Linked DNA regions of Homo sapiens: region 2 is linked to region 1. The links are chromatin loops, found by intact Hi-C in ENCODE. Cell type or tissue: gastrocnemius medialis. All regions are shown on one strand. Links, peaks and the distances in the headings refer to the core of each region. The heading gives the core; the rest is flanking DNA. Region 1 holds the start of LOC102725227 (a long non-coding RNA gene). Region 2 overlaps CHST9 (carbohydrate sulfotransferase 9).

Region 1 (16,458 bases), core at 4,748-12,747:
AAAAAAAAAAAAGTAAAAACAGGTTTTTGTTTCACGATTCTAAATAACCAGTTCATTATTTTATGAATCTGCAAGCTGTTGTAAATTTTGTATTTTCACGTACAAGTTCACATCTACACAATGACAAACACATAGGACATGTCTAAAATATTGTCAAACACCAGGCTATTTTGCCTACATAATTTCAAGTATCCAGACACACCATTTAGCAATTTCCAGTGATTTGATTTGGCTCAGAATATCCAAGTTTTTATACCACAGTGAAGGAATCTGCAATGAATGGGGCATTTTAGCTGTGCCGGACAAAGAATGGTGATCAGACCCAGCTCCCACTCACGCTGGGTCTTCAATGTGATCAACACATTGACCATGTGGTCAACACAAGGTCCTGGGGTTTCTGCCCCACTTCTTTATGGGCCATCGTGACCAGGTGTAACTCAGATGTAACACTAATTATGGAGAGAATCAGAGAACTAGATGCCTTGCTTTGTTTTTTACCGTATTGTACTTTTTTCCTCTCACCTGTTTCTTAGAGTTTAATATTTGTATATTTTACTCATTTTTAATTGTGCCAAAAAATATATAAAATTTTCCATTTTAATGATTTTTAAGTGTACAGTTCACTGGCATTAAGTACATCTCACGTTGTTGTCCAACCATCACCACCATCCACGTACAGATCTTTTTCATCTTCCCAAATTGAAACTCTGTACCCCTTAAACAACAGCTCCCCATTCTTTCCTCTCCCCAACCCCAGGTAAATACTATTCTACCTTCTAACTTTATGAATTTGACTATCCTAAGTACCCTACATAAATGGAATCACACGATATTTGTCCTTCTATCTCCACTCTATTTTGATATTGCCAGAAAATCCAAAAGTTAGAAAGAGTTAAACCCTGGGTATGATCAATAAAACTAAAATAACAAATATGTATGAATACTGGCCATCTTCTGGGTTCTGAGTTAGATGCTTTCTCTTTGATATCTGTCTTTACTACATAAAGATAAGTTTTAAACTATGTATTTGTTGTAGAAGACCCAAGGTTTAGCTTCTTCTCCCCCCAAAAGACATCTTTAAGTAGGCTTTACTATAGGAAGAAAACCTGCAGTAATGCTTGCCCTTGCCTTGGGGAAATAATGAATAATAGGAGTATAATAATGCTTTATCTGTGAAAATCTTCAGACACAAAGAAACAAGATAAAAGGCTGATGAGTTACTACCATTATCTGCAAGCTCTTTCACAGAGGCTTTGTTTTGTTTAGGGACATCTACAATTAGAAAAGAAATAGACACACCAACTTTGTTTTCTCAGCAGGAGCTGCTGTACGTTTGGTACAATCAATTTCTTTTTCCTTTTTTAAAAATTAAGATATTCATTATGTACAAAGCAACCTTAGAGGGACAGATTGAGGATTTAATTTCAGATTTTCATGTCTGACTCTCATAACCAGATGGTCTTTACACAATGGAAGTTTTGTACCATCAGTCATCATTGTTTCTTATCACTACTATTATTAATGTTATTAGTAAAAGTAATGTTGAAATCATTTAAACGTCCATACCGAATAGTCCTGTTGATTTGCTCCCCATCTCCCAGTGCACATTTTAACTGATCAGGCTAATACTCATTAAGACCCTAGAAACTGCTTTCTCTCCTGATAACTTTAAAGAAAGTGCAAAGATTCTTGGTATCAGCAGCAATTTGTTTACAGCGGCTCTTGCCAGAGTTAGAGTTAATACTTTGTTTCTTTTTCTTTTTTCTTTGTGTTTTTGTTTTTTGTTTGTTTTTTGAGCGAGAGTCTTGTTCTCTCCTGGCTGCAATGCAGTGGGGTGATCTTGGCTCACTGCAATCTCTGCCTCCCAGGTTCAAGTGATTTTCCTGCCTCACTCTCCCAAGTAGCTGGGATTACAGGCATCTGCCACCATGCCCAGCTATTTTTCATATTTTTAGTAGAGACGGGTTCACCATGTTGGCCAGGCTGGTCTCGAACTCCTGACCTCAGGTGATCCACCTGCCTTGGCTCCCAAATTGCTGGGATTACAGGCATGGGCCACTGCACCTGGCCTTGTTTCTTGTTTAATTATTACTTATTGACAAGATATTTTTGTTGTTCTTGATCTTTGGGGGTGTGTGTGTGCACGCGTGTGTGTGTGTGTGTGTGGTTTTTGTTTTTTGTGTTTTTTTTTTTTTTTTTGGTGGGGGGAGGTTGGCTATAGCATATTCACAATTCTTTTTCTTTTAAATACATTTTATATGTTTAACCATAGCATGATTCCACTGGATAAGTTTTATTGGATTTTTTCAGGGGTGGAGCAGGGAAAGGTTTCTTAAAAATTGAAATATGTCATCCATATCATTAGAGTTTTAAAGTTAGTAATATGCTTAAGGCGGACTTTTTATGGTTAGCAAAGCTGAGAGGTTCTGACACCCAAAGGATGCAAAAAGAGATAACTTACATAAATGTATATGGTGCCCCGGAGGTGCCGCAATTGTATTATGGGGTTTCTCATGAATGGCCTTGGTTCAGACAGTAGAACAGTGAAGCAAAGCTAAGTGGTTCTGTACCGGATGGGCTGTGCATGTGACACATTACACTGCAAACAGAAGTAACTTTCAGCGCCAGAGAGTTTACTAGGAGGCACTGGAATATGAACTAGTACAAAATATATAAGGAAATGCATATCTTATTAAAAATGTTTCTTTAAAACAGCCACTGCATTTCTTTAAAAAGCCACTAGCTTTAAAATGGATAGCCTAACAGATTACATGGAATAATCTGAAAATGATAAGGTCTGAAGCTTAGCAAAGAATATATTTAATACATAAACTGGAGAATGTAGAAAATAGGATGGTATGATATGATTGATTGATTGAACTCTTTCTTAGAGATTTCAATCAGCCCTGAAGTTTATTTCTTCCTATTTTGAAAACTGCATTTTCTTTTTTTTAAATTTTGTTTGTGAAGTGCTTGCTTATACTGATTTTGTAACTCCTGAAAGGCAAAAAGCAAATAATTAGGAAGAAAGAGGTTCATGGCAGAATTCTAGTCAAGTACCACTTCTTACACGAGCAATTATACATAATGCTTAATTAATTGTTTTATATGTGTGAGGCAGTCTTGTCAAAATCAAGGATCCTCAATGGAACAAAAAGAAGGTGTGTTCACTAGTAAGCAGCATCACAAACATATGATTTTTCATAGCTAGGATTTACCTTGGAGAAAATCTCATTTCACCCCATTATTTTACATGTGACAAAGTGAGATGTCCATGTAATTTCTAGATGAAATAATAAAACAAGATTTAGTTATTATCTTTTAAAAAGATTAGCCACAGAGATGTTGATAAATTAGTACTCCTATTGCAAAGGTATCCTTCTTCTATGCTGTTAAACACTAGAGACCATGTGACTTATTCAGCTACTATAAACCAAAATGATAATAGTTGCTATCATTTATTGAGAACTGACTGTGTGCTAGGCTCAGTTCTAGACACTTTCCATATATTATCCCATTTAACCTCAAAATAACCCTTCAAAATAGATATTTTCATTCATATTGTATGGCTAAAAAAACTAAGGATCAGGTAACACCACAAGTTAAGGTGGCAGAATTACTATTGTAACTCAACTAGAGTCATAAAACCTACTTGCAATTATTTATTTAAAATATAGAAGGTAAGTATCCAGCAAAGAATTTCAAATGCCAGTAATGAATACAGATGCTTCACAACTTTCTCCACACATCTACCTCCTTGTGGACAAACAGATTTCTCAACTGAATAAGACTATCAAAAACAGGTGTCAGGGTATCCAATCATAGTCGGGTTTTATTTCTTCATACATCTGTATTGTTTTACAATGTGCGATTATAACTAGTGTTCGTATTAGACAACCAGAGAAGAAACTTTGATAAAAGACCACATTGGGCCATGGGCCAGGCACGGTGGCTCACGCCTGTAATCCCAGCACTTTGGGAGGCTGAGGTGGGTGGATCACCTGAGGTCAGGAGTTCAAGACCAGCCTGGCCAACATGGTGAAACCCCATCTCTACTAAAACATTAATAATAATAATAATACAAAAATTAGCCAGGCATGGTGGCGCATGCCTGTAATCCCAGCTACTGGGGAGGCTGAGGCAGGAGAATCGCTTGAATCTGGGAGGCAGAGGTTTCAGTGAGCCAAGATAGTGCCACTGTACTCCAGCCTGGGCAACAGAGCAAGGTTCCACCTCCAAAAAAAAAAAAGAGAGACCACATTGATTTAAGGGTCTCAATACAAGGACTTGGTATGTATTTCTGTTTCAGAAATATGCCCATTGGTGTATCTGCAACTATTAGAAGATTTACCTTCTCAGAAGATGAGATATTACAAAGTCAATATTGACAGTGATACAGGAAACTAATAGGTTTTCCAGAGGCTAATTATAAACAGGTGGTGGCTGGGGCCAAACTCCAGGAATCACAAACCCATTTTGTTAGAGCTCATTAATACTTCTATTCAACTCCAGGAAAATGTGCACATTCCGCAGCATTATAGGGGGTTTCAGGTTGGCTGATAATAACCAGGTGATTTTCCCACAAAAAAAACTGACCCAGGGATAAAATAAAACAATATAATTAGCCTTCCCATGCAGCAGGGCCTCTCATGGTAGTCACAGGTGGATTCCGCTGGAGCAATGATGGAAATGCTGTTGTTTAGTGACCAGGTAGGGGAAACTGTGGCAGCCTCACCACAGCTAGTGGTATCTATGCACACCCAGGTTGAGCCCAAGCACTGAGGCATCTCTCTTCTTCCTGATGGAAAGTGCAATGGGATTTTAAAATTTGATCTGAGTGTCTGACTGCTTCAGTGGAGGGCTCTGCAATTTCACATTTCATCTCAGCAGCTAATGTCCAGATCTTGTCAAATCACCGCCAAGAATGTACCACAGGGCTACCCTGGACAAAACCGTGCTGTTCTGTGGCAACTTGCACTCTGAGGGTTCAGTGACTGTGATGCAACCAAATGTGCTTTCCCATGCTAACATTAGAAGGGAGGCTGCTGCTCCCCTCCAAGAACATCTCGTTTTCTCTTCCACAACCGTCGTAGTGCAAACCTTTTTCAGCTGAGCTGCTAGTTTCAATTCAAAATATCCTATCTTGGTTTTTTCTGCGTTTAAAAAGTGGTAGAACTTATTTTGACAGTGAGACCCTGGAAGATGAAAACAGAAAGAAACCAGTTTTCTTCTTGATTGTTTTCTTGCTGACAATTTTATTGCCATTGTCTTCCGTGTGGCTAATGGTTGTTAGGCTGCTGGTCTCATACCAGTTATTTACGAAAAAAAAAGGAAGTTAGATGGATTTTTAATATACTCTTTTTCCGAATTTCTTAAAGATGGAGAAAAAGGTGCTACGGACACCCCAAAATGCAGATTATTAATTAGATAAAAAGTACAAAAGTACTTTCAGGTCATTTTATGATTGCAGAGGCTGACTGAAGTCTGTTAAGTTTGTATCTCGTACTTGGCAAGATATGAACCTGACTTCTCACATGCTATTTCACTGACAGCCTATTTTAAAATTTAAAATAAATTTTCATTACTCTTGATTTAAAGGTCATGAAGTTTACTGATTTCTTTCTATTGCATGGAACAAAATAAATTTTCAAAATATTTTATACAGCCTCAACTTTGAGATCCCTTTGAAATGCAAGAAAATAAAGATCCCCACCACAATAGAATGAAAATTTACCTTCAGTCTATTTGCCACTGGAATTACTACAAGTTCAAGATCAACCAAACAGGTTGAATCACTTTAAAATCTCAATGGCCTAATGTTTTAAAAGATCGTCTTTTTGTAAATGATATCATTCTGGAATATTAAAATGTCTTACAAATGTACATTTCAGAACTTAATTCACTGAAATGAATATTATTCCCTTCAGAGCAGTTATCTTAAAAAGGAAAGCCCTTTTTCCAGTAATAATTTCATTGCTCAAAATTTGAGAACTGTCTTTATTCCTCTTAGGAACTAATAAGAAAACTGTCCTGTTTTTAGTCCTATTTTCTTTTTTTGACTCTAAGTAGCATAAGCCATCTTTCTCATCTACTTAATGTCTAGACCTGGCAATAAATTTTTGTGTTGTTGTTTCCAAAGTTAAATGATCAAAGATCAAAACTTTGTTGCCATCAAAGATATTTAGAAGATTGTGCTACAGGATTTGAGGACAATCTCAAAAAGGGAATTTCAAAAGTACGGTTCAAGCCATGTCAACAAAATTTAGAATGCTATGCTCAACTTTGCAGGGTCAGTGCTTGCAGAGGAACGTCACTCACCTTTCTTCTTGTCCTGCCTCTTGTGGCCGATCCCCTGTCAATGGCTGGCTCCTGACACTGGGCAAGCTGCCTATTTCCCTCGTCTATAAAATGATGCCAAAGGACTAGATGCCTGCAAAGGATCTTTCCAGTTCTAAAATTCTAGGACAATGATGCATGGTTCTCTATGTGACACTTGATTGTTTTTGTTTGTTTGTTTTTAATTAAAAGTCACTTTAGGCCACACCTTTAATGTGTTCAGTCATCATATCAGTGATTGGGGATATTTCTTCCATAGTCTCTTTTCTTCTCACACTCTCCTGTATTAACATTTAGTGCCATTTAGGGGCAAGAACAAAGTTTTTATTCCATTGAATTTAGGGCTTGTGGACATTTAAAATTTTTTATTGTAGATCAGAGAATGTATCAACCTTGTGTGTGGGGATAGAGAGAAAAAGAATGTGCAAAGATTCTCATGTAATATAAACTTGTTACATTAAAAAAAATCTGCCAACACCCCTGGTTCTCATTATGATGTTAATCTTTCATGTATTATGCACTAATCTGATTGACTCTATTTACTTTTTAAAAGCTCGGTCCTTCCCTTTTCTGTTGGCATTGCAGCAGTTGCTTACCTTAAAGGAAAAATGATGGTTAAAAAATACTTCCTGTGAAATGCTGCCAGTTGCAGGTATTTGCAGGACATGTCTGGTTCTATTTAGGGTTACTTTCTTTCTTTAGCATCCTTGGCCATATAACCTGATCTTTTCCATAAGAAATGTCAGCAAAGTCTTTGAATTAATGAACTGTGAAGTGCTCAAAAACATACCATTTCAAAAAGTATCCTACAAGGATATAACAGTAATGGGAGGTGATCCTTGAGTTTATAACCAAATATCCCACCCTAACTAAAAAGAACTAAGATAACCACTGGCCCAGGCACAATCTCCCTGAACAAAGACCTAGAGAGGAAGAACTGATGAGGAGTGGGGGAGGTCAGAACCAGAGTAACAATCTGGGGAAATGTATTTATGTTAGCCTGTCGAGCTCTGTTGAGCACTTCCGTCAAATAATGGAATTATACAACCCCCCCTATAAAAGATACCAGGTGGAGAATAGCAAAGAGAAGGGAGGAGGAGGTGAGGTGTGTTCAGAAGGTTGATCAAATAAAACTGAATGGTAGGTCCTTGGCTACACCAAATGTGGGTTTTGTTTTCTTTTAATTTTGCCATTAAAAAAAATGCGGTGTCACTCCTTCAATCTTTCTACAATTCTGCATGGTTGAACATTTGAAATGAGTTTGTGTATCACCCTCAGGCGCTGATTCAGACTTGATTGGGGCAAAGCAGACTGCATGTGCTTATTTTTATCCACGTCATTTGGGACGTTATGTCGCCAAAGGAACCAAAAATGTGCTGCTCTATTGCCAAATTATCACCTATCCTTTTATCAGACAGGGCGATGATCCTCAACAAGTTGTGCGACCTTAGTGTAACAGCAATGTCAGGTCAACTTGAGAAAGTGAAGAGAGAGCCCTAGACACAAATAAAAAGAAACAACCAACAATCCTTATAATTATCATCATCTGCTGCTTTTCCCTCTTTTGGCAAAGAAACACTCCATCCATTTGCAGAAATCGCCCGCGGAAACGTTACATCAAAACTAATCACAACGATTAAAATCAGCTTTTCTGTGCAAGAGGAGGGTAAAAAGCAAGTTAGAGGCTGGAATGAGACTGTTTTTCCACCAAAAAAAAATCTGGAAAAAAATTTCCTATGTGTATATTTCTCTATACGTATATGTAGAGCTTTATTTTTGAAGGAGATCAATTGTTTGCCCTGTGATCGGTTAATTTGATTTAAGTTTTATTTTGGAGATTGATTTAGACTAGAGGTAGAGGCATGAGCTAATTGTATCCTGATCCTTGCCTTGAGGGGTTTCAAAGCCCTGGAGCAACTCTTCTCTGTATTTTGTTCTGTCTACCTTAGCCAAGCTATTGCATTTCTCTCTGGTGTGGCGAGCCGAGCAGATCGCTGGGAGAGAAATCGGAAAAGGGGGGAGAGGAAAAGGAAAAGGGGACTTGGAGAGAGACTTTGTGCTTCAATGTTTCAGGTAAGATCTGACGGTTTGGGTTTGTTATTATTTGCTAAGGAGGGTATGGCTGGGACTTTGGGCGCAACTCGCTTTTACGCATGTGCCAGGCATGGGGCGAGAGCGCGGCACACTCGCACACACGCCGCCCGCCGCGGCGGGCGACTAGGAATCCGCTTGGACCCGCGGCGGGGCAGGGGCCGCCGCCTCCTCCGGGGCTGCCGCTCCCGGTTCTCGGCTTTCTTCCTCCAGTGGGAGCTGGCGAGAGCAGGGCGGAGCAGAGCGGGCAGGAGGAGCGGGTGCGGCCAGCAGGGGCCGCGGCCGGGGGCCGGGTTTCCGGATCTCTGGGCCGGGTTCCGGATCTCGGAGAGGAGCCGCCGTGGCTCTGGGAGCCCGTGCCAGAGCCGCCCGCCCGCCGCTCCGCGCGCCAGCCTCCCCGCGGCCGCTCCGCCGCGGCTCTCCCCCGCCCTCCCCGAGCCCCTCCCTCCTCCCCCGAGCCCCGCGCGTCCCTTTCTTCCCCGGCGCAAAGCTCCGCGCCCGCAAACCGGCCCCGCCGAGAGCGCCCAGCGCCGCGGGGGCGCCCAGAGCCAAGCGCACATCTCTGCGGGGCGCGCAGGGGGCGGCGGCGCCCGGGGCTGCGCTCCTGCCGGGGGTAGGGGCCCCGCCGCCCCCTTCTCGCAGGCAGCCTCGGCGGCGCCCCCGGACGCCCCGTGAAAGACGCCATTGTGGCGGCCGAGCGGACTGGGGCCCGGGGCGGTTTTTCCTTCCCCCTTTTGCCCGGGCCGGACCACGCCGCTCCCCTTTGTGGGCCGCGGCCGGTGCCCGGCGCTCTTCGTCGCCGGCCGGGCTGGTCCAGATTCGCCGCCTCCGCCCACCCAGGCGCCTTTAAAGCCCCCTCCCACTCCCTCCCATCTCCAGCCCTCCTCCCCCTTTTGGATGCAAACGTTTCATTTATTTTTAAAAAGCTCTTATTCCTCTTCCTCCCCACCTCCTCCCCGGATAAAGGGCACAGCACATGCTCCGGATTAGAAGTCTCCTTGGGAGGCGGGGAGGGGGTGGGGGCGGCGCTGGGACGGGGGAAGGATGCGAGCGCTGCAGGTAATGGCTGTGGCTTTGCTGCGCTCGCCTCTTCCCGGCGCTGCGGTCAGCGCCAAGTCAGGAGCCCGCATCCTTCCCTCCCCTCCTGGCGGCCTAGGTTCCCTTAAAGGGACAGTTTCCCGGCCGCCTCTGGCCTCCGCCGTCTGAACCAGCGCTCGGGGCGCAGAGGTGGGCGGGAGGGATTCAGTTTGGCTCCTTTCTGACCTCTTTCCTCCTCCGCCCCCCCAACTGCCGCCGCCCCCCTACCCACTCCCGCCACCCTTCTTTATTGAATGTGAAGTGTGCTTCCTCTCCCGCCCCCAAGAGGGACCTGGCTGGAAAACAGTCCGCGCCTCCTGGAAAAAGAACGGGGTGGGGGGCGCGTAATGGTGAATTCGCGTTAAAAGTGAGGTCGAGCCCCAAAACATCCAGGAAGAGGAAAGCAGACCTGGGTGCAGGAATCCCTTACCTGCACGCGCGCTCCGCACAGCCGCCCCGCCACCGCAACTTGCGAACTGTCGCGGGTAGACAGTCTGCCTTTGTGCTTTCGAACACTTGCACTGTCGTGGAAATGATTTTCTGGTATCAAAACGTTTTCAGTGACTGTGCTTCGGGGTTCGGCTGGGCGGAAGCCAACTAAGTTAGCAAAGTCGCAAATGGGGCCGTTGGCTTTGTACGTGGAGAATGGCACACCAGAACTGTCCAGGATCCCAGTGGCACTGGCTTCTTCGCTAAAAGGTGCACCGCAGTAGGCAGGAGTAATTTGGTACAAATGTATTACCTTTTAGATAATAGAACTGGCTGCTTTCAAGCAAATCCTTGACTATGCGGTATGTGTGCGTGTGTGTGTCTGTGTGTGTGTGTGTGTATCCTGAGTGGTACTGGGAGACATAACAGTTTAACATATTCTTTAAGAAACGTTTGCCTTCTGTTTTCAATCAACTAAGCTGGCAGCTAGAGATACAAGTTTATTTGAGAATACCCTCTGGGTACCAAGCATGCTTGGATTGTTTTAGCAAATTAAAAATGAGCAAAATGCTTTTACCTTCTCAGCAGTAGACTCCTTAAGAGACCTCCTGTTTTGTGTGTATGTGTGCGTTTTTTTAGAGAAACATTTTCTGTGTATATCTCAAATGTGTTTTTAATGTGGAAAAGGAGAAAATAAAGGATTTTAAAAGGCTGAGGCTGATGCTGTAGAATGATTCATTAAACCTGATTCTGCATCAAGGAATTCACCTACATATATGGGAATCTGTGGCAACTAATAGCCTACTTGGTGAATTTAAAATAGCAGTGGATCCGTTTGTCTCCTGGATAATGGGCAGTGTGCCGATTTATTCCTCGTGTTTGTATTTGTGTGGCATTTGGCTTACTACGAGGGGCTGATATTCAGGAAACTAAAACACTGACTGCAACAGTTTGACTCGGGAGTCCTGCTGCTGCCTGAATGGAAAGAATTGTGAGCAGTGGTTATGATGACAGTAGGTTAAATGTTTACTAATTAGGTTGCAAAGGTGACCATGAAACTTTAAAACTTTGCATCACGGAGAAAACTTCATTGGGTTAGGCTTATGTTAAGAAGAAGGTATCTAATTAGGCAAAAATGTCACACAGCCGGGAAGAAATTTTGAAATGAATTGAGGGTGAAAGATATTTGTCAAAAATCTCCCACCACAGTATGCAAAACGACTGCAGTGATTTTGCTGTATTAATTATGCCTGAAGCACAATATATAAAGTTCTCCAACACACACTAGATGTCTCTCTTCTAGCTGTAAGATTTTTGTGTTTGTAATTCTTTGCCAGGGCTTGCATAGTAGGGGTGCACAGTAATAGCTTGTTTCATATTTACTTAAGTAATGTGATTTACCGACCATTCAACTTACTCTGATGTGAGATATTTATTTTGGGGGAAGCCTTCAGTAATCATTGTACAAATTATGCCACTTAAGTATTAGGAAAGTAACTTCAGTAAGACTTCAACTAGATGATGATGAAAGCGTATTATTCGATTTGCGTTGAATAATGCATTATGGACCTTTTGGCATCAAATTATTTATCCAAAGCAATTTAGGTTTTTAAATGTAAGAGTAATTAGTGACAGATGTATTTTATCAGAGAACTTTCTTAAACTTCCATTTAGCTCTGCATTTAGCAATAACAATTGCTTGCACAAATGCTTTCTTGTCTTAATGTTTCTGAATCAGAGTGATAGTTTTCTACTTCTGATGTGATGTTTTTAGCTAAGGTCTTTTCCCATTTGCATTGCATTTGAGTCATTCAAATGATGTTTGTGAACCATTACTTCACCAACGTTTTTATTTAGTGTTTATTAAACTGCATTTCTGAACCTTCTTTTGGACTGCAGTTTATAATTTCCCAAGCAAACAGAGCATTTATTTGCTCCATCTTTAGGACGAACTATCTTGGGAATAAAAGTGAAATTTTTGGATGCAAGCATGTATGCTTATTTTAATAGCTTACTCATGCAGAAGTGAGACACAACTCGCTCTGGCTTTTCATTCATAAAAACATGCTAGATGTAAATAATGTTTTGCTTGTTGATGAGTTTGGTTTGAGATAACTGAAGAAAACAAAACAGATTATCCTTTAAGCATAATAAGCCTGTGTTCATTAGGTCCATTCATTCATTCATTGAACAAATATTTGTGCTTGCTGTATAGGAACTACTGTGTTAAATGCTGGAGACACAATGGTGAGAAAAAGCATTCAGAGCCTCCAATCTCATGGAGCTTATAGTCCAGACAGAGAGGCAGACATTCATCGAATAACTGAACAACTGACAGAGATGAGTGCTTTGAAGGAAGAGGAATATGGGGTTCTGGTAGCATTAACTTAAAGAGGGCCAAAATGGCCTGGACCAGGGTCAGAAGTGCCACACACTGAGATCTAAAGGATGAAGGGGCCTGGGCAAGAGAGACAGAACAGAGACGAAGTTCCAGGGAGAAAAAAGAAGGAACAGTATTTTACCAAGCCAGGAGAGGCTTAGCAAAGGGGGAGGAACTCAGGGCTTAACTGGCTGGAGTAAGAGACGGAGGAAGCAGTGATGCAGACTGCAGGGACAGGCACCTGGTCTTCACCCAAGAGTAAGTGATGGGGAGGATTGGGAGAGGGGCAGCAGTAATCAGATTGGTGTTTGGAAAGAATAACTCTGCTGGCACTCTGGGAAGTGGTCAGAGGGACCCAGATGGATGAAGCATAGCCCTTGGAAGGCTATTATAGTCATCCAGGCAAGAGAAGATATAGCTGGGGTTAGGGTAGGGGAAATACTGATGGAAGGGTTTGAGATCTATGTAGAGGGGAAAGTTTACAGAACCTAATAAAGGGTTGGCCATAGGTGAACAAGAAGAGAGAAGTGTCAAGTGGACACCTAAGTTTCGGGCATGTTAATTGAATAGACGCGGGAATTCTGAAGCCTGGGTGGATTTTGTATCTTTCACGTCATTTCTAATAGCCAGATTAAGTAGCAGTGAGAAGCCTCATTCACATCCGGTGTAACAGCATTCACAAAGGAAACCAAAGCATCTAGTCATTCTTTAATCCCTCCCTCCATTTGTTCAACAATTGGGTCTGGAGTGCCTACAGTGTATCAGGCACTCATCGGCCGGCTCTTTTTATCCTGTTATCCAAAATGCTTTTCCTTTATGAAGTGTACCATGTGGTTCCATTTATCCAAGTCTGACTAAGTTGGAATTCATCATTGAAGTAGGCCTATGTTGAGCCTTCTGAAACAAACCTGTGCCTTATAGTGCAAATTAATTGTATTAAAATATTATAAACATGTCAGATGATTATGAAATGAATGGTTGGATGCTTTTTAAAAGTCCGTTTACATACAAATAACTGACACAATTATGCAAATCACTCAACTGAAGACACTTTGAATATCACTCTCTCCATAGGGGTTTGATGTACAAATGCAATTCCATAAGCTACTTTTCTTGGTGGTTCTCATGTGGATGGCCCTGAGGGCAAATTCCAGTTGGAAAAACAACCATCATTTTGGCCTATTCCTTTTTCTCTATAAAAATGGGAACGATGTCATCTCTCTAACCTGCCTTACAGGATTGTTAAGAGGAAAAATAAGAGTATGTCCAACTGAAGTGCATATAAGTAGTATCAATCAACCCCAAAGGGCACTTTCTCTGGAGGAGCCACCCCAAGTCTGGCCCCTGCTGTCTCAGTCCCTCGGTCCATATCAGTCTCACCTTATCTCAGCTGCCTCTGAAACCCCAGGCACTGGTAACATCCATGGCTAAGATTTAGGGAACAAGTAGCAGAGGCCGTCTGGAATACCTATCTCCCTGAGCCCTCCAAACAAGACTGTGAGGCAAGTAGTATTCTGCACCCATCTTGTTCTGCACCCACCCTAGGTAACATGCCCGAAACCTCGGTGTCCACTTGACACTTCTCTCTTGTTCACCTATGGCCAACCCTTTATTAGACTCTGTACACTTTACCTTCTTCTTCTTCTTCTTCTTCTTTTTTTTTTTTTTTTTTGAGACCGAGTTTTGCTCTGTCACCCAGGCTGGAGTACAGTGGCTCGATCTCGGCTCACTGCAACCTCCCCCTCCTAGGCTCAAGCGATTCTCCTGTCTCAGCCTCCTGAGTAGCTGGGACTACAGGTGCCCGCCACCATGATCGGCTAATTTTTCTATTCTTAGTAGAGGTGGGGTTTCACCATTTTGGCCAAGCTGGTCTCGAACTCCTGACCTCAAGTGATCCGCCCACCTCGGCCTCCCAAAGTGCTGGGATTACAGGTGTGAGCCACCACACTCGGCCAACTTTACCTTCTAAATAGATCTCAGACTCTTCCATCAGTGTTCCCCCTACCCTAACCCTAGCTGTACCTCCTCTTGCCTGGAGGATTAGAAAGGTTATATCCGTTTCCTGAAGTCAAAGACTAGGCTAGTGGCAGAGCAGGGATTCTAACTCAGCTGGCTGACTACAAAACCCTGCCATTAGCCCCCATTAGCCGTTCTGCTTTCTCATCTACACCCATAGTCCTTTCTGTCCAGGACATACTATTTAAGCCCTTTTCAAGGGCACTTGGCAAAGGGCTTGCTTGTTCTGCCACCGGCTTCCATTCCTCCTGTTCTCTCTTCGCCCCCACCTCTGTATCTCCCTGCCACACCAGCACCCTGCTGTTATGCCAAGAGAGAAAGAAAAAAAACAAAAACAGTGTGAGATTGTTGTGAGAGATTGTTGTGATCAGAACATGTGAATTGGTCTCTATCTCTTGCTGAGCAAATCGTTTGCTCACAAGTACTCTGTCATGCTGACCAAAATAGGGATTTGTTTTCTATCCAATGGGAACTGACAACAATTCAGCCCTTGCTGCCGACACCAACGCTGCTATTAAGAAGAAGAGTTATGAACTGAAGAGAATGTTAACGAGATAGATTTCAAATGCTGGCTAGAGGAAGGGATATTCTTCCTGATAAATCTTTCCAAAGCATCTACTGCTATCATCACTGACTTGTTTTTGTAGCACTTTCACTTTGCTGGAAATTTGTAGCCAATGGAACAGAAAATGTGTGTAAAACAAAAGACCCAGACTTTCTATGTGAGGGGGAGAAAAAGCTACATTGGTCCATGGTACTGATCCTTCTCTATCCTACCCATCCATTCCCACCACCCCATATGCAAATCCCACTCCATCTCTGTCTGTGCTGTATTTTCTTGGTTAAATTACTGAATCTCTCTAAGCTTCAGTTTTCTGAACTACAAATGAGGTAATAATATGAGATCATTGTAAAGGAGATAATAATAGTCCTAGAGTTGTTCAGAGAATAAAATGAGATGTAACAGGATGTATATGCCTAGCACAAAATAAGCACTCAGAAAATATCCATATATTGTTAAGAGCAGGGACTGTGTTTATTCACCTTTGCTTTCTCAGTTCCTTAATACAGTGCCTGGCACACAGGATAAGTGCTCAATAAATAACTGTTGGATACATGAACACATAATTTCAGGGGACGCAAGAATAAAGCCAGATGTTGATTTCACTTCCCTGTAAGTACTTTTTGCCATTGACAAGAGGACCCAAGTTCTGCCAGATACCCTCACCTGCTGGTTATGGGCTTTTTCTAACCAATTAGATCAATCATTTGGGAACAGATCAAATTTGATCTGGGGAAGCATTGATGCTAAGTAGGACGTTGCCTCAAAGATGGTCCTGTTTTGCCTTTTGATTACTCATGTGGAGGTCGTCCTGTGCACAGTTGTCATGGGATTTCCAAAATCTGCAGACACTTACGCTATGAAATGATGCAAATGCACCACTAGGTTCTGAACCCCCACAATGGGAGTCACTGAATTTGCGTATTAACACTGAGAAGAAACACGGGACCCGGTCTGATACCCATTCCATCCAGCAGATGGCAGTGACACACATTGGCAAGTAAACTTGGAATCGCCTCTGGTCTTGCTGTTAGTTTCTCACCATTGCCTCTCTCTCCTGGAAAAGGAAAGCCCAGCCAGCTTTAAAAAGCTGCCTTTTCCCAGCACTTTGGGAGGCCGAGGCAGGTGGATCACGAGGTCAGGATATCGAGACCATCCTGGCCAACATGGTGAAACCCCATCTCTACGAAAATACAAAAAAATTAGCCGGGCGTGGTGGCGCGTGCCTGTAGTCCCAGCTACTCGGGAGGCTGGGGCAGAAGAATCGCTTGAACCCAGGAGGCGGAGGTTGCAGTGAGCTGAGATTGCGCCACTGTACTCCAGCCTGGGCGACAGAGCAAGACTCTGTCTCAAAAAAACACACAAAAAAACAAAAAAGCTGTCTTTGCTCCTTCACCGAAACAACCGAGGCTCAACGGGGACAGCTGGAAGGATCAGCACCTCCGAGCCGTCTGTTTCTTCCTGGGCTGTGGGGCAGGGAGGAGAAAGAAAGCAGACCTTGTTATCTGGTGCAATCCACTTACTGCCAGTTTCCCAGAGATATGGACCATAAGAGGCCTGCTTTCCT
Region 2 (16,458 bases), core at 5,196-13,195, 310 kb before region 1:
TGGAATTTCCACACAGAACAAGACACAGCCAATCCCAGCTGTCTGATTATGGAGCTTACGTTCTAGCAGTAAGAAATAGACCATTGAAAAGGAATTAGGTAAACTATAGGACTGCAGACTGCAGTAACCACCATGAAGGAAATACAGGGAGTGGTGAGACCAACGATAAACAGGAGAGGCCTCCTTGAGGTCAGGGAAAGCCTCTCCAACGGGAGACATTTGAGCTAAGACATGAAAAAGGAGAGAACATGTTCTAGGTAAAGGGAATGTCCGCGAGGCTGGAAGAATTTGTTGTAATCAAGTGACCAAAAGGAGGCCAGTGTAGCTGGCTTCAGTAAACGAGGAGCGGGGTGCCAGGGGGTGAAGCCAGAGGGTGAAGCTCGGCCGTCTTCTGGGTCGTGGGAAGAAACTGGATTTCATTCTTAGTGCCACGCAGTGTTGGAAGCCAAAACTGCATTTTAAAACACACACTTGAAAGGAAATCTGGTATCAGAGCCCGTGGCAAGGAAAAGCGCCATCCCCGGGTGAGCCGCCTCAGCTCTCATCTGGATCACTGTCTTGCTCGCCGCCGCCCCCTGCCTCCATCTTTACCCTCCCAGAGTCCATTCCCAACACAGATCCTTTATCAAGTTAGTGAAATCGGGTTATTTTTCTGCCTCCAATTCTGACACGGCTCCTTGTACCATTCGCAGGAAAAGGTGGAATCCCCAAGGCCTCATGCCCCAAACTCTGTCGGTCCCCATCTGCTCCACCACACTGGCTTCCTTGCTGCCTAAACACACGGCCATGCTCTCTCTCCCTTTAGGGCTTTTGCGCTCCTGCTCCCTCTGTCTAGAACCCTTTCTCCCAGGATAGCTGCATGACTGACTCTGTCACCTCCTTCAATTCCTTGCTCAATGTCACCATCTATTTTTTCTTCCTTTTTTTTTTTTTTTTTTTTTTTTGGAGTTGGAGTCTTGCTCTGTCACCTGGGCTGGAGTGCAGTGGTGCGATCTCGGCTCACTACAACCTCCGCCTCCCAGGTTCAAGTGATTCTCTTGCCTCACCCTCCCGAGTAGCTGGGACTACAGGCCCGTGCTATCACGCCTGGATAATTTTTGTGTTTTTAGTGGAGATGGGTTTTCGCCATGTTGGCCAGGCTGGTCTGGAACTCCTGACCTCAAGTGATCCGCCCGCCTCGGCCTCCCAAAGTGCTGGGATTGCAGACGTGAGCCACGGCGTCTGGCCCAATGTAACCATCTTAATGAAAACCCCATTCCCCTCCACACCCCTGCCACACCTCCATCACAACCTCCTCACCAAACTCTGCTTTTTTTCCGCCATAATACTTGTCATCTTCTAACATGTTCTACCATTTACTTACCTATCGTGTCTATTACTTATTGTCTGTGTTCCCCTTCAGAGACTGGAATAAGCTCCACCAGGCAGAAATCTTTGTCTGTGGGGAGTCGTGGGAGCTATCCATAGCCGTGGGAGCTATCCATAGCCATGGGCGCTCTGTCCTTCCAGGTCTAGTGGAGGAGTGGATTTCCCTGCCCGCCCCCCGAGCTGGGCGTGGCTGTGTGACTTGCTTTGGCCAATAGAAAGTGAGCAGAAGGGATGCGTGCTGCTGCTGCGGGCAGAGCTCTTTGCAGCCAGCACATCTGCCACGTCCATTCCTCCCTCTGACACAGCATCTGCACCTTTCTAGATGGAAGCTGCTCCACTGGGCTTGCTCCCTGAGTGATTAATTCGAACATTATTCCCCTGGCAGCCATCAAAGGACATAGAGTATGATAAATGAATAAACCTTTCCTTTTAAGCCACTGTGACTTGGCAATTGTTTGTTATTGCAACACAACCTAGTCTATTCTGACTATGTCTCACATGTTCAGGAATGCCTCCTGAGTACTGACAACAATGCCAGGTGCACAGCATATGCTCCATAAGTGTTTGTTGAGTGAATTTCTCTGTCTTTATTCTGAAATTTTTACACAGCATACTTTAAATTTAAATGTGCTAAAGTTGTCACCAATATCTAGACACCAGCTTTATTCCATTGAGTGAGTGTTCTATGACTGACATGGTCAACAATCAACATTAAGTACCTACTATGCAAGTTAGGTCTTTCTTAGGGCCCCAGAGGAATAAGCCACTGTGTCTACCTTAAGGTAGTTTGCAATCTAGTTGCAGAAACAGAAGATGTGCTCAGAATCATCTGCTCCACTGTGTAGTAGTGGGTGATACATCCTAAAACTGTCCTGAGAGTTCAGGGGTGGAAGCCACTAATGAGGATGAGGCTGGTGAGAGAAGGGGATAGGAGGCTACCTGAGCTGGGCCTTGAGGACATAGACAAGCAAAAATAGAGCTGAGAAAAGATTTCTGCCAGAAGGAACAACATTCAATCACACACAAGCAGGAATAGATCTTGAAACATTAGAAGGTAACATATATCACCATGGGTAGAGGCCAGATTTCTTTGATTGCAGTGATGGATGTCTATGTGCTGGCTCCACGACTTTAGATGAGTCAGTTAACTTCCCCATGCTTCAGTTTCCTTATTTATGAGGTGGCAATTATGATGATACCTTCCTCAGCCAGGCGCATTGGCTCACGCCTATAATCCCAGCACTTTGGGAGGCCGAGACAGGAGGATCACCTGGGCCCAGAAGCTCAAGTCCTGCCTGGGCAACATGGTGAAACCCCATCTCTACAAAAAATACAAAATTAGCCAGGTGTGGTGGCATGTGACTGTAGTCCCAGCTACTTGGGAGGCTGAGGAGGGAGAATCGCTTTAGCCCCAGAGTCAGAGGTTGCAGTGAGCCGAGACTGTGCCACTGCACTCTAGCCTGGCTGACAGAGTGAGACCCTGTCTCAAAAATAATAATAATAATAATAGTACGTACCTCAAAGGGCTGTTGTGTAGTTTAAATGAATCAATACATACAGCATTTAGAATTGTACCTGGCAGATAGGAAGCATTCATTTGGAAAGAAGAGTTGAGAGTTGAGCAGATCTCAGATTTTGCAAGATCTTGAATCTGAAATAAAGCAGTCTAATGTCATTCTATAAGCAAAAATACTTTCCATTTGCAGCTCAAAGATTTTGATCAGAAATCTGTATTTTAGAAGCTTAACATCACAGCAGGGTGAGTCTGGGTTGAAAGTGGGAGACACTGGAGGCAGAGACACTGGTTTAGAGGCAGACATGATAATCTCACTGTGGGCAATTTTAGGCACCCAACCATGGTAATGGCCAAGGAAGAAACATGCTGGAGACGCCCTGGAGAAGGTGCTCTGGACCTACCAATGGGTCATGTGGGAAAGGAAACAAAGAAGTAAATGGCCCCAAAATTTCAGGGTCTGGATGACCAAGAAATGTAATGATAACACTGACCAAAATGGTGAAGATCAGAGGGGAACAGATTTTAAGGGAAATATAACAAATTCTATTTTAGACACTAAAGTATCAAGATCAAACTATTTAGAAAGAAATTAGATACGATAAACTGAAGCTTAACTTAAGGCTACGCTCAAATGTCACTCAGAAAATCTTCCCCAAATAACTTATCTAAAATACCTCCCTCCTCCCTCACTCTCTAGCTCATCACCCTAATTTATCTTCTTCATTTCACTTCATGGCACAATAAGACCGTATACATTTGCTTATTTGCTAATTGTTTGTATGCTCCTCCCCAACTCTCTAATGTAAGCTCAGCAAGAACAGGAACCTTTTCTTCCTTATTCATTGCTGTGTGCGCAGAGCCCAGGAGAGTGCCTAGCCCGGTCGGTTTTCAAGAACTATTTTGTGGAATAAACTCATCTTTATCTGGGAGCTTAATTGCCAAATATATACTCACAACCCAAGGTCACCTTCAACCTGTATAGAGACTTCTATCCTTTTATTATTAGGGCTTAACACACACACACACACACACACACACACAGAGAGAGAGAGAGAGAATCAAAAAAGGAAGACTAGCTAGTAAAGAGTATTAAAATATAAGACTGCATAAATTCGTGGCCAGGCGCGGTGGCTCACGCCTGTAATCCTAGCACTTTGGGAAGCTGAGGCGGGTGGATCACAAGGTCAGGAGATCGAGACCAACCTGGCTAATACGGTGAAACCCCGTCTCCACTAAAAGTACAAAAAATAAATTAGCCAGGCACGGTGGCGGGCGCCTGTAGTCCCAACTACTTGGGAGGCTGAGGCAGGAGAATGGCGTGAACCCGGGAGGCGGAGCTTGCAGTGAGCCGAGATCGCACCACTGCACTCCAGCCTGGGTGACAGAGCGAGACTCCATCTCAAAAAAAAAAAAAAAAGACTGCATAAATTCAAATGAGAATGGTCAATGGAACAGAGTGAGTGTAGATAGACTTGAACCCATGTGAGGATTTTGTGTAAGTGAAGTGGTAATCAGTAGAAGAAAGATAGATGTTTCAATCAACATTTTGAGCAAAACTGACCAGCCACCTGGAAGAAAAACATATCTGGATCCTTTCCTCAAACATTAAACCAAAATAAATTTCAAATGTGTCAAATTTTTAACCATAAGGTAAGAAATCATCAAAATAATTGTAAAAGTCATAGAAGAAAATAGCTCATTTTTAAAAAACAGCTGTGGATTGAGAAAAGCCTTTCTAAAAATGGTATGAAATGCATGCACCATTGTAGAATATTTAATGAATATATACATATTAAAGACATCCACACACATGCAAACAAATTTTCATGACTTCAAAAGACAGCAGACTTAAAACTTATTTAGAATTTGGCACACAGGTATCTAATTTCTTTAAAGTGCAACAAAACTATTATAAATAAAAAGTAGATGTGTGGAAAATGGACAAGCTGTAGAAAAATAAACACCAATGGTTAGTAAACATAAAAGCACCGACCTCACTCATGATTTTTTTAAACGTTGGTTAAAAACATGAGATAGCAATGCCAACAGTTTCAAAGTCTGACAATGCTAAAGCCTAGAGGATGTGGGTGAAATAACAAACTCTCATAAATTGTTGGTGGGAGTGTAAATATATATTACTTATATAATATATCTTTTTTGGTCATGTAGCAATAACAACCAAAAATTTCAATTTCCATACTGTATTAGTCAGGGTTCTCTGGAGGGATAGAACAAATGGGATAGATGCATATACGAAGGAAAGTTTATTAGAAGAATTGAGTCACAGGACCACAAGGTGAAGTCCCACAATAGGCCGTCTGCAAGGTGAGGAGCCAGGAAGCCAGATCCAAAGTCCCCAAAGCTCGAAAGCAGGGAAGCCAATAGTGCAGCCTTCAGTCTGCGGCCGAAGGCCTGAGAGCCCCTGGCAAATCACTGATGTAAGTCCAAGAGTCCAAAGCTGAAGAACTTGGAGTCTGATGTTCGAGGGCAGGAAGCATCCAGTATGGGAGAAAGATGGAGGCCAGAAAACTTAGCCAGTCTAGTCTTTCCACCTTCTTCTGCCTGCTTTTATTCTGGCCGCACTGGCAGCTGATTAGATTGTGTCCACCCAGATTGAGGGTGGGTCTACCCTTCCCAGTCCACTGATTCAAATGTTAATCTCCTTTGGCAACACCTCACAGACACACCCAGGAACAACAATACTTTGCATCCTTCAATCCAATCAAGTTGACACAATATTAACCATCACACACACCTTTTGGCCACATAATTCCACTTCTAAGAATTTAACCGATAGAATATACTTGCATGAGTACACAAAGATTACAAGAAGTTTCATTGACAAATTGCTTGTAATAAGAAATTTCTAAACACATACAATAGTTATCTGCCCACAAAATTATAGGACTTCTATTCAGTAGAATACAATGCAGTTATTGAAAACAATGAGGTAGATCTATAGGGACCAACAAAAAGGTGTTTACAATATACAGGTATATTGTAATATACAAAAGCAAAAAACAAGTAGCTGAAGAGCATCTACACCATGGCCCTACTACACGTGTAAAAAGCAAAAAGACAAATATAAATATCCCTGTAAATGCAACATAAACTTTCAGAATGTTAGATAAGCAGTCCCTTATATAAGCAGCTTCCTACATAGCATTCAGAAAGCTTTCATTGCATATACAAGGATTTTTGTATTTGTCTTCTTGCTTTTAAAGACATAGGGGGTGTGACTAAGGGTGAAGTGACCCTTTTGATTTTTGCCTTACACTCTCTCAGTATTGGAAACGTCTTTCATGATGAATATGATTAGTGTTAGAATTCACAAAAGGAAGAATAAAGCCCTCAGTGTTTCAGTCACACTCTCCTTTTGACCCATCCCCCAAAAAGCGTATCTGTAGTGTCTGCCTGAGACTGAAATGACAAGTCCCCAGGCCAACCCGAGATATCTACCAACTGGAACATTAGGAAATCATGTCAATTTCCAGAATCTTCTGAAACTCTGCAAGAGCTTTTTTTTTTTTTTTTTTTAAAGAAAGTAATAATTAAGTATTGTTTTCTTATCTCCAGTAATCATCAAAAACTTAGCCAGGGACAACCAGAAATCCTAAAATAATTCATGTGCCTTAAAATAACCAACTTTCCTTCACTTGTTCAGTTGATAACAACTTGGGATCTTCTCCACCACTGCCAGGGGAGCTAGGAAGCTGAAAGAATGACTGGCAAGGCTGTGTCATGACAGAAAGGTCTGTGGCCAATCCATCTGAAGGTCCAACCATTCTAAACAGCTATGTCACAGGTACACATACAAGTGCACACATGAACGTGTGTGTAGTAAGAGAGAGAGATTCCAAGCCAGTATCATCATTTCATCAAAGACGTTTAAATCCAGAAGTACTATATGTATTATTTATATTCATGCCTTGTTTCAAAATCATTTAAGGCAAAGAGATGAAATTTTTAAAATCCCCAAAGATCTAGATTATTATTCTTGCAACTTAAAATGAGTGTATATTTCTGCTTTGGGGTCTAAGACACCAATAACATATTTTTAAGGCTTTAACTCGCTTTTGCTGTGCCTGATCTTTTCTAAGAATTTAAAAGAGATTTCTTTAGAAAAATGAAAGAATATTTTCAATTATACTTTGTACTTGATTTTTTAAAAGAGCTGTCATATAAAGCATAGTTTTATAGTGTCCCACCTTTTTAATACATCAGAAAAATCATTAAAAGTTGTCAAGATTGGATTTTCCTAACTTACCCTTTCTACACTAAATGATCAATTGAGTCTATCAATTGGGATTGCCAGACACTTTAGAAAGAAATAAAAACAATTAGTTGGGAAAATTAAAAGCAGCATTATGAATAAACTATTTACTTTTTGCCAAACTGTGCAACATTAGGCATAGGAACTGAGGCATGGATCATATTATGTCTATTCTGTTTTAATTGTCAATCTTGTCTCACTGGATGGTAGTCAGGGTTCCAAAGGGTTTTTTTGTTTCCTCAATGTCTACTTCTTTGACACCCTTTCTTGTCCTCCTATGAGATGTTTTCTTCCTGAGTCCCTCACTAGGCCTACCAGTTGACCATGAGGCTCTGATCTCTGTGAGTTTATTCAGCATCTGATGCTACTAGTATAAGATCTTCTTACCCTTAACTCGACAGATGATTTTTGCTGTTGCTGCAGGAGTGAAGAGGAGAGTGAACATGTGTTAAGCTCTTCTAGATACATGGCACACATTATTCATTTAGTCTTCATAGCAATACCATGCAGTAAATTTTATTGTTATCACATCTCTCTGATTTGCAATCAGTGGCTTAGAGATGTTAAATAAGTTGCCCAGTGTTGCTCAGCTAATGGTGGTAGCGCTCAGACTTGAACTTAGGTCTGTGAATTCCAAAACCCATGCTACAGGCCAGGTCAAACTAAAGGGCAAGCCAGATGGCCTGCTTCCCAGGGGTTCTAATCTATAAAAAGCACAGGACATTACTGGAGTAAATCAGTAATGTGTTGTCAGTTCACTGAGGTTCTCATACACAAATCTTCACATAGTTATAAACTGATGGCACTGCTATGGAGCTACACTGCTCCTGCAAGTGGAAATAACACTGCCACCAGCACAAGTACTTGCTACCTCAGTTGAGTATTTTTATGAAACACATTGCAGGCCGCACAGTGCAGCTTCGGGCCATGACCCACCAGCCAGGGGACACTCACATGAGTCTCATAATCCATTCACAGTCGGCTCAAATTCTAAACCCAAAAAATGCTGGTCCAATGCTTGTAATTGGGAATGCATTCAGTTGTAAATAGTTTTCATAATAGCTTCCCAAGAATTTCATCACTTTGGACAACTACAAATAATGAAGGAAAGAAATAAATCACGATTCTGGACATTAAAGCAGAGGAAACCCTCTTATTTTCTAGTCTAAGGCTCCTGCCATCGCCATCTGACCTTCCTTCTGACCACTAGGCAGAAAGACCTCCCATCTTCGCTCCTTTCCCTGTGCATTTGTCCCTCATGTCACCTCTTCCTCATCCTGTTTGCTTCATGCTCTCTTCTTCTGCTGTACTCTGAAACACAGGGTCAATCCTGCACATTTCCTTTAGTCTTGTTCTGGAAGGGCACAGCTCAAAGCTCCTCCTTCTCCAAGAAAGTGTTTTCCATCCTTTCCCACATCACAGCACACATGGAAGAAGGTGGTATTTGTGTAGCACACACAGTGGACAAGACTGCTCTGCTGGAGGTGGGAAGGCAATGAGCTTAGAGATTTGGGCTGGCCCAGGCCCTGACTGGTAGACCCAGAAGCCAGGGGGCAAATACAGAGGCATACCTGTTTACGGCCCACAGTCTGCTGCCTGAGAAGCTCTGCCCTGAAGAACACTAGAACTTCCATAACTGTAAGCTGGGCCTAGATCTGATTTTCTCACTTATTGTAAATACATCAAGAAAAATAAAGCAGCAGATATAAGTAACATGCACTAAATGGGAAATAGGAATTTGAAGTCCTATTTGTTTGAAGTCCAGAAAAATATTTGTTTCTGGAGAGAAATAATAAAACAGGTGGGCGGTTGAGAATGAACATACATTTCATGTAACCAATACCTTGTTAAGGTCGTCAACTGAAAATTATAAGAGCTGCCTCTGAAAACATCCATAAAGTATTGCACTAATTTCTTAGTGGCTAAGTTAGATATGAGCAATAAAATAAAGGAAATTATATGGATTTCTATTTGGTCTCCAATTTTTATAAAGCATTAGAACGTTAATAAATGTTGTCCAACTTGTGTTAGCCACATCAGCGTTCTGCTTCTATTTTTTATTTTAAATGTCTGTGGTTTTCCTTTAAATTAATCAAAAATGCTCTTCTTATGAAACTATAAGAAGAACTATTTGCTTCCCTGGCTACAAATATTTAGATTACATAATCACTTTTTCTTTCCTTCTTAAGGTTGTGTTAAGTGAAAGAGATAATGCATATAACAGTAGTGACTATATTTATTGAGCACTTACTATGTGACCTGCACTACTCTAAGTATGAAACGTGCATGATATCGTTTAGTCCTCATGAAAACCTCAAGAGGTAGGGATTGTCTCTGATAATCTCCATTTTAGAAGGCTAAATCAAGGTTTACGGATGCTAAGGAAATTGAATTGCCTGAAGTCACATGGCTACTAAAATGAAGAATTAGTCCTGGAACCCAGTCTCACTGACACCCAAGTTTGTGATCTTACTCACTACATTCTACTTTTACAAAATATTCTTTGAGTTGAAATAGATGTTTTCATTTGTAGAGACACTGAAATAATTGTTTCCTTTTTTTTTTTTTTTTAATACTCCTTAAAAACAGAAGCTGGAATCTGCGCTGCCCAGCACCCTAGGGCTCTGTGAAGTTTTTCCATTTGAACAGATGGGGGAGCTTGTAGGCAGCTAATCTTTTCATTCTTTGTGTTCTTAAAAATAGACCCAACGGCTCAGTAATAAGCACCAACATTAATGTTTGTTTAGTCCTGGTGATGACTTACCAGGACACAGAGTTTAGGAGTTTGGAGATCCTGCCAAGCTTAGCGGAAAGTGCACATCTAGAAGAAAAGGTGCAAAAGCAGCCCATGGTTCCAGGAAATGGCAGAGGAGTGAGTCCTTCATGTCAAGTTTTGGAAAAATGAGATTTATCAAATGTTTAATAGAAGACAGTTTGAGACAGTGGAAAGAACTCTATGTTGAGAGGCAGACTGACTTGGGTTCACATATGACCCCATGAGTGTTTTTGTTTGTTTCATTCACTCTATGCCCAATACAGTGCCCGGTACATAATATGCCCTCAGTATTTTCTGAACGAATGACTAAATGGGTGAATTAATAACTTACTGAACCCTCAATTTTCTCATCGAAGTAATGGGTGTTCCTCAGAAAATGTCAGCTTTAAAGTTTCAAATACACAAAAAAACTTTTACAAAACTGTTTCTCTGGCTTCATCCCATCTCACGAATGATTTCTAGAGGTCTTGAGTTTGTTCCACCTGACTCATAAACACACCATCTACCATCTATCACCTACCACCTGCCAGTTTTCTCCCCATTTATACCAGACACCTGCGGAGATACTGCCTGAAGCGGCCTTGGATCTCAATACCCAGGTGATAAGCAAACTACCCCAGGCGATGGTGATGCCACCAGCCTTTACTCTACCAGCTCCCAGCAGCTGCACCTGTCCCCAGGTGAAAGGCACCAACTATCAGTAAATGTCCCAAAGGAAACAGAGGCCACATTCAGATTGAGATAAGTTAAAAAAAGATTATATAGAAAGAGACTACAATGCTGAGCGCAGTGGCTCACACCTGTAATCCCAGCACCTTGGGAAGCTGAGGTGGGTGGATCACTTTAGGGCAGGAGTTCAAGACCAGCCTGGCCAGCAGGACAAAACTCCATCTCTACTAAAAATACAAAAACTAGCCGGGCATGGTGGCAGATGCCTGTAGTCCTAGTTACTTAGGAGGCTGAGGCAGGAGAATCACTTGAACCCAGGAGGCAGAGGTTGCAGTGTGCTGAGATCGCGCCACTGCACCCCAGCCTGGGCGACAGAGCCAGACTTGGTCTCAAAAAAAAAAAAAAAGGAGACTATAATTTGGGATAGGAGTAGAGGGAGCAGCAGACCACGGAAGATAGTATAGTAACCCCAGGTTAGTAACAGGAGAGTCATTAACACCCCAGGCTGGAAGAGTCAGTGGGTGTGAACAGTTATGGGAACTAGAAAGGGAAAATTCTGTAAGCTGTGTCTCAGTTTAAAAGCTGGAGCCTTTTGGCAGTTTTTCCTGACACCCCCAGGCCAACTTTGGCCCTCTTCATCTGAATGGAGACTGGACTTTGCCTTATTCCTATGGCAACTCTCACTCCGAATCTGTCCTGTGTGTCTCCCTGCCAGACTGAGAGGAGGGACTGATTATACCCTTTCGCCTTTGTATTTCCAGTAGCCAGCCCAAGACCAACACAAACTAGACTTTCAAACCAGGTATGAATGGTTGAACAAGTGGATGAATGAAGGAACGCCTGTCCTAATGTGCAAAAAAGAAAAGCATATTCAAAGCCTCACCCATGTTTCTTATCCAAAACAGAAACATTGTTCTCTTTAAATTGATGCAGTACCTTTTCCTAATAAAAAAGTTTTGAAAAGCAAAAGCAGGTCAGGCCCAGTGGCTTTCACCTGCAATTCCAACACTTTGGGAGGCCAAGGCAAGAGGATCGATTGAGCCCAGGAGTTTGGGAACAGCCTGAACAATAAAGCAAGACCTTCATCTCTACACATTAAAAAAATTAACTGGGTGCAGTGACGCATGCCTCTAGTCCCAGCTACTTGGAGGCTGAATTGGAGGGATTGTCTGAGCCCAAGAGTTCGAGGCTGCAGTGAGCTATGATTGCACCATTGCACTCCAGCCTGGGCAATGGAGCCAGTTGCTGTCACAAGGGCAAAAAAAAAAAAGGAAACAGATGTGCTTAAATTAAAAGTAACTCTTACTCCTTTCCCACCCGGCCTTAACGTGTAACAAAGTGCTAAAGTATATCTCCTCTGACTTCTTTACATATAATCATATGTACTTTAAAAAACATATTAGTTATACACATTGTTCTAAAAATACAATGGAGGTATTGTTCTCTAGCCTTACATACAGATATGACCTTATTATTTTTAATTGCTGCACGGAGTTGTGCCTTTCCAAGCTGGACACTGAAAGCAGAAACCAGAAAGGAAATGATGTAGGCTCAGAAGTGAGGCTTGAGTTCATCACCTCCCAGCTGCAATTCCAGGCACGTTAGTATCTGTATGCCTCATTCTTCATCATCTGCAATAGCCTTATCCCACAGAAGTGCTGGGAGAACTGAGTGAAGAATGTATCGATGTTGCTGGTATGTTGTAAGCGCTTACTGAATACTAGCCATTGCTATAATATTCTTTTATTCCCTAAACATTGTACACAAGTAAAGGTGAGTGACAAATTAGGACAAATATTCATAAAACATATGATGGGCAAAAATTATTATTACTAGAAGGAAGAGAATACTCCATTAGAAGAAAGAAGTCCTGGCATAGTGGTTCATGCCTGTAATCCCAGCTACTCGAAAGGATATGGCAGAATTGCTGAAGCCCAGGAGTCAGAGTTTAGAGTGAGCCCTGATCGCACCACTAACTCCTGCCTGGGCTCTGCCCTTAACCCATTTATGCTGGAGGTTGCAATTTTTTGAATTTTTGCAATCAGACCTTGGCAATGACCTTGAGCAGTAGGATATAAATAACTCCCATATGCTTAGCGTTCCAATAATGGAATGCTAGGCATAAACAATTCTGTTGTTCTCCGATAAATTCTAAACATTCCTTAGCCTCAGCTTAATAAATAAGGAAATCAGCCTAATTTTCTTCTGCTAAAACTTGCAATTGTCTTTTAACTCCACAACCAGTGAGAACTTAAGCTCTTACACCAAACTTCAAATTTGCTAGTTCCTGAGAATAAATCCTTGTGGTAGCTTAGAGAAGGAGTCTCTTCTTATTCACTATGGATGATGTAAAATTTGCATTCCACTATCTAAGTTGAATAATTTGAAACATCAAATTATTCAAATATAAATAAAATACAACCATTTTCCAAAGTTCAAATCTTGATATTTATTTCCCTTCAACTCGAGAGTCTTCTACGCTCTCTTCTCCCCATCATCTCTCTGCAGAAGACTGCCTGGTATTTTCCTGATATCTATTTCTGCCTCCTGTGGGATGTTTTACTGGTATTTTAAACCAAATAAATGCTAAACCGAGCTTATCATCCCACCTCCTCTGTTGCTCACCAAACTTACTTCTTTAAATTGGACCTATTTCCTTATTTTTACCTTTGCATTAATAGCATCTTCTCCCAAGTAACCAAGCTTAAAATCTTGCTCCTCTTTTATTCCTTTTTTCCCCATCCTAACCCCTCATCTGAATCTTCAAATCCATTTTACTCATACAATGTGCCCTACATTCATCTACACTTTTCCATCTCTTTGCCAGGATCCCCCATCCTCAAGGTTAATCTTCCTAGGGTACCATTTGGATCAATCTTTGACTCAAAATTATTCAAGGACTCCCTCAACAAATATTATGTCAAAAAATATTTCTTTAAGTATCTAGAGTCCTCCGTGATACTGGCCCATCATACAATTTTTGCTTTGTCTCTTATTACTTTGCCAATATACAGACCACCTTTAAGTTCAGTGCAACCATTTACTGTTCCTTAGACATTCCCTGATGTGCTTTTGCTCATGCTTTTCCTTCCAGGTAAAATACTGTTCCCCTAATCTGCTTCTGTTAATGTCCTATCCAGATCAAACGCTGTCTCTTCCATGAAGTCTTCCCAGGTTCCCACACCAAACATGAATCCTTTCTTTCTGTTTTTAATATGATTTCAACTTTTATTTTAGATTCAGGGGATACATGTGCAGGTTTGTTACCTGGGTATCTTGTGTGATGCTGAAGTTTGGGATACCATTGATCCCATCACCCAGATACTGAGCACAGTACCCAATAGTTAGTTTTTCAACCCTTCCCCACCTCCATCACTCCTCCCTCTAGTGGTCTTCAGTGTCGATTGTTTCCATCTTTATGTTCATGTGTACCCAATGTTTAGCTCCCACTTATAAGTGAGAACATGTAGAATTTGGTTTATGTTCCTGGATATTAATTTGCTTAGGATAATGGCCTCTAGCTGCATCTGTGTTCCTACAAAGGACATGGTTTCATTTTTTCATGGCTGCATAGTAGTCCATGGTGTATATGTACCACATTTTCTTTATCCAATCCACTATTGATGGGCACCTAGGTTGATTTCATGTCTTGCTATTGTGAATAGTGCTGCAATGAACATATGAGTGCATATGTCTTTTTGGTAGAACAATTTCTTTCTTTTGTATATATACCCTGTAATGGGATTGCTGGGTTGAATGGAACTTCCATTTTAAGTTTTTTGAGAAATCTTCAAACTGCTTTCCACAGTGGCTGAACTAATTTACATTCCCACCAACAGTGTATAAGCATTCCCTTTCCTCCATGGCCTCGCCAGCATGTGCTGTTTCGACTTTTAGTAATAGCCATTCTAACTGGCATGAGATGCTATCTCATTGTGGTTTTGATATGCATTTCTCTGATAATTAGTAACGTTGAGCATTTTTTCTTGTGTTTGCTGACAGCTTCCTTTGAGAAGTGTCTGTTCACATCTTTTGTCCATTTTTTAATGAGGTTGTTTGTTTTTGCTTGTTCAATTGTTTAAGTTCCTTATAGATTCTGGATATTAACCCTTTTGAATGCACAGTTTGCAAATATTTTCTCCTGTTCTGTAGGTCATCTGCTTACTTTGTTGATGGTTTCTTGAAGCTCTTTAGTTTAACTAGGTCCCACTTGTCAATTTTTCTTTTTGTTTTTTTTTTTTGCAGTTACTTTTGAGGGCTTAGTCATTAATTCCTTCCCAGAGCTGATGTCTAGAATCGTGTTTCCTAGGCTTCCTTTCTTTTTTATCTGTGCCAATCCTATGGGAATTTTCATTACTCCTCATTCTTTTAAGAGTCAAAGAACGTAAACAACTATAAGCAAATTTAGTATTTATATCCCTGTTATGCAATAAAGACAAAACAAAAGCCAGGGAAGTGAAGTAATTTGCCAAATATCATATAGCCTGGCAAAGTCAAGACTAGAAATGTCTGAGAATCAGGCGCAGTGGCTCACGCCTGTAATCCCAGCACTTTGGGAGGCCAAGGTAGGTGGATCACCTGAGGTCGGGAGTTCAAGACCAGCCTGACTGACATGGAGAAACCCCATGTCTACTAAAAATACAAAATTAGCCAGGTGTGGTGGTGCATGCCTGTAATCCCAGCTACTCAGGAGGCTGAGGCAGGAGAATTGCTTGAACCCAGGAGGCGGAGGTTGTAGTGAGTGGAGATCGTGCCACTGCACTACAGCCTGGATGACAAAGAGTGACCCCATCTAAAAAAAGAAAACAAAAACAACAAAAAAGAAAGAAAGAAATAAGTAGAATGTAATTTTTCATGTCATAAACATAAAATGTACCTAGGCACTTTTCTACCTTTCTTTTGCACAGGTGTGAGTATATGCATACATACCTGCCTGTTCACCCAACATAACCCACACATACACACACAATCTACTCACACCACAGCTATCTTTGCAAAATAGGTAACTACAACTCCAGAAGAAGATTCTCTGATAGTGGTGAAAATTGTCATTTATTATGACGATGATGATTGTGATTGCTATTGTCGTTATTAAAGTCCAGATCTGATGCTTGGCTATTTTTTTTTTTTTTTGCAGTGTAGTTATAAACAATGAATACAGGGTTTTAAAACAAAGGATCAAGGTAGTAGCTAAGTATGACAGCTAAAAATTCCTATTTCTAAATAGCTCTCAGTAGGGGATAAAAAGCAATTGATAGCTCTCTTTGGGACAAACGTACTGAGATAGCATGTCTACACTATCTATATTAGTACCTGGTCCTCTTAGCCATCTGTCAAAGAAACAGACTGACTTCAACCAACAGTTTCCATAAAACTCATTTTCTAGACAAAGAAACTGAGGTTTGACAGAGAATGAAGTATAGGCTTGGTGAGAGAGCATTCTGAGCTCCGTAATTCACTTAGCCTCTGGGCTCCTGCACCCCTCATCCTTTTTATTCTCAGTGTTTCAGGGCATTGTTCCTTCAGTTTGCACTGGGTTGGTTGGAGGTAGGCACCACAGGTTTGATTGATACAGCAATTTGCATCTCAAGGCATCGCTCGATAAATACAGTGCAATGAAAGGCTACTCTCTCACCAGCCAATTTCCCCCGCTGGGCTGACTTTAGAAGCTCATTGATGTCACTTCCTTCCTCAGTCAGCAAGTGAATTTTCTTTAATTCTCAAGACCAGCTGTCCATGCTGTCAACAGAAAGTTATTAAAATTCCTTTAAAGTGAATAAAAATAGCCTAAAAGCAAATGTACTTGGAAACAGGAAAGAATCAGTATGCAAAGTCCACAAACCTCTGAGCAAAATA

What was found. Peaks named below come from ENCODE experiments on the same cell type or tissue, not always from the same donor. Only the 100,000 strongest peaks of a DNase experiment are listed, where the experiment ranks them.
Region 2: it touches region 1 in a loop (6-fold over the local background); 4 of 110 quality-filtered maps call a loop at or near these places.

Annotation. Positions count from the first base shown.
Region 1 is chr18:26,649,311-26,665,768 of GRCh38, reverse strand. It overlaps LOC102725227 (a long non-coding RNA gene), which reads right to left and starts at 10,038. Exons shown (of 3, transcript XR_935311.4): 1 at 9,935-10,038. It also overlaps a transcript of KCTD1 not described here. RefSeq lists silencers at 8,403-8,592, 8,603-8,842 and an enhancer at 14,254-14,755. In gastrocnemius medialis, for the core only: a CTCF peak has its summit at 9,740; DNase peaks (open chromatin) are centred at 8,677 and 9,545; H3K4me3 peaks cover 2,653 bases; H3K27ac peaks cover 1,855 bases; H3K27me3 peaks cover 2,460 bases.
Region 2 is chr18:26,956,844-26,973,301 of GRCh38, reverse strand. The region is part of intron 4 of CHST9 (carbohydrate sulfotransferase 9); the gene reads left to right. It overlaps LOC124904275 (a long non-coding RNA gene), which reads right to left and starts at 3,019. Exons shown (of 2, transcript XR_007066323.1): 1 at 2,944-3,019. RefSeq lists enhancers at 15,568-16,154, 16,155-16,458. In gastrocnemius medialis, for the core only: a CTCF peak has its summit at 9,802; no DNase peak of the experiment used is centred there.